2 separate regions of the Homo sapiens genome follow, and region 2 is linked to region 1. A link is an interaction called in ENCODE POLR2A ChIA-PET data of the cell type or tissue named here. Cell type or tissue: OCI-LY7. All regions are shown on one strand. Each heading gives the region's core, and the rest is flanking DNA. Links, peaks and the distances in the headings are about the cores only.

What was found. Peaks named below come from ENCODE experiments on the same cell type or tissue, not always from the same donor. Only the 100,000 strongest peaks of a DNase experiment are listed, where the experiment ranks them.
Region 2: POLR2A ChIA-PET joins it to region 1 with 5 read pairs; 2 of 35 experiments call an interaction of 5 or more read pairs at or near these places.

What each region holds. Positions count from the first base shown.
Region 1 is chr12:96,439,411-96,442,330 of GRCh38, forward strand. No RefSeq gene overlaps it. Among named protein-coding and RNA genes, the nearest start is that of CDK17, 40 kb to the left of the region's middle. In OCI-LY7, for the core only: no CTCF peak of the experiment used is centred there; no DNase peak of the experiment used is centred there.
Region 2 is chr12:96,104,192-96,107,111 of GRCh38, forward strand. All of the region lies in intron 2 of LOC105369923 (a long non-coding RNA gene), which reads left to right. Among named protein-coding and RNA genes, the nearest start is that of LINC02452, 67 kb to the right of the region's middle. In OCI-LY7, for the core only: no CTCF peak of the experiment used is centred there; a DNase peak (open chromatin) is centred at 1,620.

The DNA.
Region 1 (2,920 bases), core at 141-2,640:
AAAAACAAAAAAAAAACAAAACAGATGCTCCAATGATTGTTCCCTTGGTGAAGATTTCTTCAAAAACAAGCAGTTCTCAAAAAAGGAAAAACAAATGGCTTACAAACATCTGAAATTATATTTAACCTCACTCATAATAAGATAAGTACAATTTAAATATATGCTGAGATACCATTTTTTACCAACAAAATAGGCAAAAAGCAAAAACTTTGTTAACAGGCTGTACTGTTGAGGATATGTAATAATGCATGCTCTTCTGTGAATCTACATGTTCTTTGACCCAACAGCATCACTTCTATATATATATATTTTTTTTGAGACAGAGTTTTGCTCTGTCACCCAGGCTGGAGTACAGTAGCATAATCATAGCTTACTGCAAACTTGACCTTCCAAGTTCAAGCAGTCCTCCCACCTCAGCCTCCTGAGTAGCTGAAACCACAGGTGCACTATTTTTTTGTTTTTTGTTTGTTTTTTGAGACAGAGTTTCACTCTTGTCACCCAGGCTGGAGTGCGGTGGCGTGATCTCAGCTCACTGCAACCTCCGCCTCCCAGATTCAAGTGATTCTCCTGCCTCAGCTTCCCAAGTAGCTGGGATTACAGGCGCTCACCACCACGCCCAGCTAATTTTTGTATTTTTAGTAGAGACAGGTATTCACCAAGTTGGCCAGGCTTGCCTCGAACTCCTGGCCTCAGATGATCCACCTGCCTCAGCCTCCCAGGGTGCTGGGATTATAGGTGTAAGCCACTGCACCCAGCCTTTTATTTTTTTATTTTTACTTTTTGTAGAGACAAGGTTTTGCTGTGTTGTCCAGGCTATTCTCAAACTCCTGGGCTCAAGCAATCCTCCTTCCTCAGCTGCCCAAAGTATTGGAATTGCAGGTATGAGCCACTGAGGCCAGACTAGAAATTTATCTTATAGACATGCAGGCATATGTGAAAATCAGCTTACATATTATGTTATTCATGTCTGTATTATTTGTAGTGGAATCAGAGTAAAACAACTTAAAGTTTTATCAATAATGGTTGAACTAGTTTACAGTCCCACCAACAGTGTAAAAGTGTTCCTATTTCTCCACATCCTCTCCAGCACCTGTTGTTTCCTGACTTTTTAATGATCGCCATTCTAACTAGTGTGGGATGGTGTCTCATTGTGGTTTTGATTTGCATTTCTCTGATGGCCAGTGATGATGAGCATTTTCTCATGTGTCTGTTGGCTGCATAAATGTCTTCTTTTGAGAAGTGTCTGTTCATATCCTTTGCCCACTTTTTGATGGGGTTGCTTGTTTTTCTCTTGTAAATTCGTTTGAGTTCTTGGTAGATTCTGGATATTAGCCCTTTGTCAGATGGGTAGATTGTAAAAATTTTCTCCCATTCTGTAGGTTGCCTGTTCACTCTAATGGTAGTTTCTTTTGCTGTGCAGAAGCTCTTTAGTTTAATTAGATCCCATTTGTCAATTTTGGCTTTTGTTGCCATTGCTTTTGGTGTTTTAGACATGAAGTCCTTGCCCATGCCTATGTCCTGAATGGTATTGCCTAGGTTTTCTTCTAGGGTTTTTATGGTTTCAGGTCTAACATTTAAGTCTTCAATCCATCTTGAATTAATTTTTGTATAAGGTGTAAGGAAGGGATCCAGTTTTAGCTTTCTACATATGGCTAGCAAGTTTTCCCAGCACCATTTATTAAATAGGGAATCCTTTCCCTATTTCTTGTTTTTGTGGCAATTCATCAAGGATCTAGAACTAGAAATACCATTTGACCCAGTCATCCCATTACTGGGTATGTACCCAAAGGATTATAAATCATGCTGCTATAAAGACACATGCACATGTATGTTTATTGTGGCACTATTCACAATAGCAAAGACTTGGAACCAACCCAAATGTCCATCAATGATAGACTGGATTAAGAAAATATGGCACATATACACCACGGAATACTATGCAGCCATAAAAAAGGATGAGTTCATGTCCTTTGTAGGGACATGGATGAAGCTGGAAACCATCATTCTCAGCAAACTATCGCAAGGACAAAAAACCAAACACCACATGTTCTCACTCATAGGTGGGAATTGCACAATGAGAACACTTGGACACAAGAAGGGGAACATCACACACCGGGGCCTGTTGTGGGGTAGGGGGAGTGGGGAGGGATGGCATTAGGAGATATACCTAATGTAAATGATGAGTTAATGGGTGCAGCACACCAACATGGCACATGTATACATATGTAACAAACCTGCACGTTGTGCACATGTACTGCAGAACTTAAAGTATAATTAAAAAAAAGGTTTATCTATAATGAAATGAGTAAATAAATTATGGTACATTCACACATTGGAATACTGTGCAGCCAAATATATTGTGAAACTATTTTATGTATTGATATGAGATTATTTCCCAGCTCTATTATTGGGAGGGGAACAGGAGGCAGAAGTCATGGAGTGTCAGGGGCACATGTGTGGAAGGGAGGTAATATGGTTTGGCTCTATGTACCCACCCAAATCTCATCTCAAATTGTAATCCCCACGTGTTGAGAGAGGGACCTCGTGGGAGGTGATTGGAACATGGAGGTGGTTTCCCCCTTGCTGTTTTCATGATAGTGAGTTCTCACAAGATCTAATGGTTTAAAAGTGTGACTTCCTTTGCTCTCTCTCTCCTGCCATCGTATAAGACACACCTTGCTTCCCTTTCACCTTCCACCATGATTGTAAGTTTCCTGAGGCTTCCCCAGCCATGCAAAACTGTGAGTCAATTAAACCCCCTTTCTTTATAAATTACCAAATTTCAGGTATGTCTTTATAGCATTGTGAGAACAGACTAATACAGGAGGTTTTCACTGTTTATCCTTTCAAGACTTTGCTTTTTTGACCATATGAATTCATCAAAGCAAACAAATAAAATATTTTAAAAAGTATTTGTAAC
Region 2 (2,920 bases), core at 182-2,681, 340 kb before region 1:
GATAAATAAGACAGAACTTTCTCTTCTAATCTTTCCAACAACCCCATAAGGTAGAATCCAGATTCTATTATTATCTTCTTTGTAGAGTGAAGGAAATTAGGCAGAGAGACACTAATTAATTTGTCCAAGGTGGCAGAGATCAGTGGCTGGCTGCAACCCAAACCAGGAAGTTTAGTTCCAAAATTCCAGTTCTTAGTCCTTCCTCTATCCCACTTCTCCCACCCACTCTCTCCTGCAAGTCAGTGACCATAGTGGTCACCTTAGGGTTTCACTTTATTATGTCATTCCCCTGATCAAGAACCTTCCAGGCCAGGCTCCCCAGCACAGCATGGAGGCTGTCTAGGGTTGTCCCCAGCCTCCTGAGCAGTGACCTCCTCTTTCAGAGGCAATAGGAGCTTGGTCCCAACTCTACCATCTACCACTGTGTGACTGTGGCCATGGGACTTAACCTCTTTCCACCTCGGGCTCCTCCACTGTAGAATGAGAAGTACTGGGGCTGACTTCACATGGCTTATGACGGCTTGAGAGTCATCAGTGTGGGCACTGCTTAGAACAGGGGTTGGAAAACGTTTTCTAAAAAGGGCCAGATGGTAAGTATTTTTGGCTTTGTGGGCCATATGGTCTCTGCAACAACTGCTCAACTCCGCCATTGTAGTCCAAAAGTAGAAGCTATAGGCCTGGTGCAGTGGCTCACGCCTGTAATCCTAGCACTGTGGGAGGCTGAGGCGGGCGGATCACCTGAGGTCAGGAGTTCAAGACCAGCCTGGCCAACATGGCAAAACCCTATCTCTACTAAAAATATAAAAATCAGCCGGGCGTGGTGATGCACACCTGTAATCCCAGCTACTTGGGAGGCTGAGGCAGGAGAATCGCTTGAACCCGGGAGGCGAGGTTGCAGTGAGCCGAGATCGCACCACTGCCCTCCGGCCTGGGTGACACAGCAAGACTCTGCCTCAAAAAAAAAAAAAAAAAAAAAAAGCAGAGGATATGGTCTGAATGTTTTGTGTCCCCCCAAATTCGCATGTTGAAATCCTAACCCCCAGGGTGATAGTATCAGGAGATGGGGCTTTGGGGAGGGGATTAGGCTATGAGGGTAAAGCCTTCAAGACTGCGACTAATGCCCTTGTAAAAGAGGCCCCAGAGAGCTAGCTAGCCTCTCCCATTATGTGAGGACACAGGGAGAAGGTATCATCTAGAAATGAATTAGAAATGAATTTTCTACAAACTAGAAAGCCCTCACCCAACACTGAATCTGCTGGGGCCTTGATCTTGGGCTTCCCCACTCCTAGAACTGTGTGACATAAATGTCTGTTGTTTATAAGGCGCTATTTTGTTGTAGCAGCCCAAAGAGACAAGCAGCCATGGACAAGATGAAAAATAATTTGTATGGCTATATATCAATAAAAGTTTATTTATGGCTGAGTGCAGTGGCTCAGGCCTATAATCTCAGCACTTCAGGAGGTAGAGGCAGGAGGACCACTTCAGCCCAGGAGTTCAAGACCAGCCTAGGCAATATAGCTAAACCCCATCTCTGCAAAAAAAGTTTAAAATAAGCCTGGCGTGGTGGCGCACGGGTAGTACCAGCTACTCGGGAGGCTGAGGTGGGAGCATGGCTTAAGCCCCGGATGTCAAGGCTGCAGTGAGCCATGATCACACCACTACACGCCAGCCTAGGCAACAGAGTGAGAAGCTGTCTCGAAAAAAAAAAAAAGTTTATTTATGGGCACTAAAATTTGAATTTCAAATAATTCTTATGTGGCATGAAATATTATTTCTAGTTTTTTCCTAACCATTTAAAAATGTGAAAACCTTTCTTAGCTCATGGACATTATATACAAAAACAGGTGTGGGGCTAGATTTGGTTCACAGGCTGTAGTCTGCTGACACCTAGTTTAGAGCAGTATCTGGTACAAAGGAAGAGCTTAATACATCTGAGACAGACAGTGTGAAGTAAGGTAACAAGTAGGAGGTTTTATAAGGTGCCGAGGGCCCTGGCTTGGTGGGGACATGTGGCTGGAATAGATGTGTTAAATATAGGAGACAGAGATGAGAACCCAACATCTGCTGAGTGCTGACTGTGGCCATGCACCACACTTTCCACATTTCCTCCCATTGAGTCCTCACACTGACCTTGTACCTTACACCTGTTTACAGAGATGATGAGTGAGGCTCAGAGAGGTTAAGTAATACGCCCAGAGTTACACAGCTTTTAAGTGACAGAGTCAGGATCTGAACCCAGGTTTTATAGAACACCAAAGACTGGGCTTTTTCTATGAGACTGTCATTTGCTGAACATGTATTTTATTGAAAACAGATGTACAAGGTGCTATGCCAGGTTTGGGAACACAGTGGTGTAAAAGATGTACACCCCATGGAGTGTATAGTCTGGTAGGAGAGACCAGGCATCCAAACGAGCAATTATAACTCAGGGTGACATCTCCAGGATGAAAATGAACAAGGGAGCTCAGAATGTACAGTTCTTACCCATGTATGGAAAATCAGAGAAGGCTTCCTGAAGGAAGCAATGTCTAACCAGATGGAAGGTCAAGAAGGAAAGACCCAGGAAGGCACGAAACAGGGGCTAATGATACTAAACTACAATTTGTTTTCTTGCATATGCAGGTTGTGGCTGGTGCCCCTACCTCTCAGATTTGCTGCCCTTGATAGTCCAATCTCTTCTTAGGAGGGTGCCTGCGTCTTTTTTTTTTTTTTCCTTTTTTTTTTTTTGAGACAGAGTCTCACTCTGTTGCCCAGGCTGGAGTGCAATGGCATGATCTCAGCTCATTACAGCCTCTGCTTCCTGGGTTCAAGCAATTCTCTGCCTCAGCCTCCCGAGTAGCTGGGATTACAGGTGCCTGCCACTACACCCGGCTATTGTATTTTTAGTATAGATGGTGTTTCACCATGTTGGCCAGGTTGG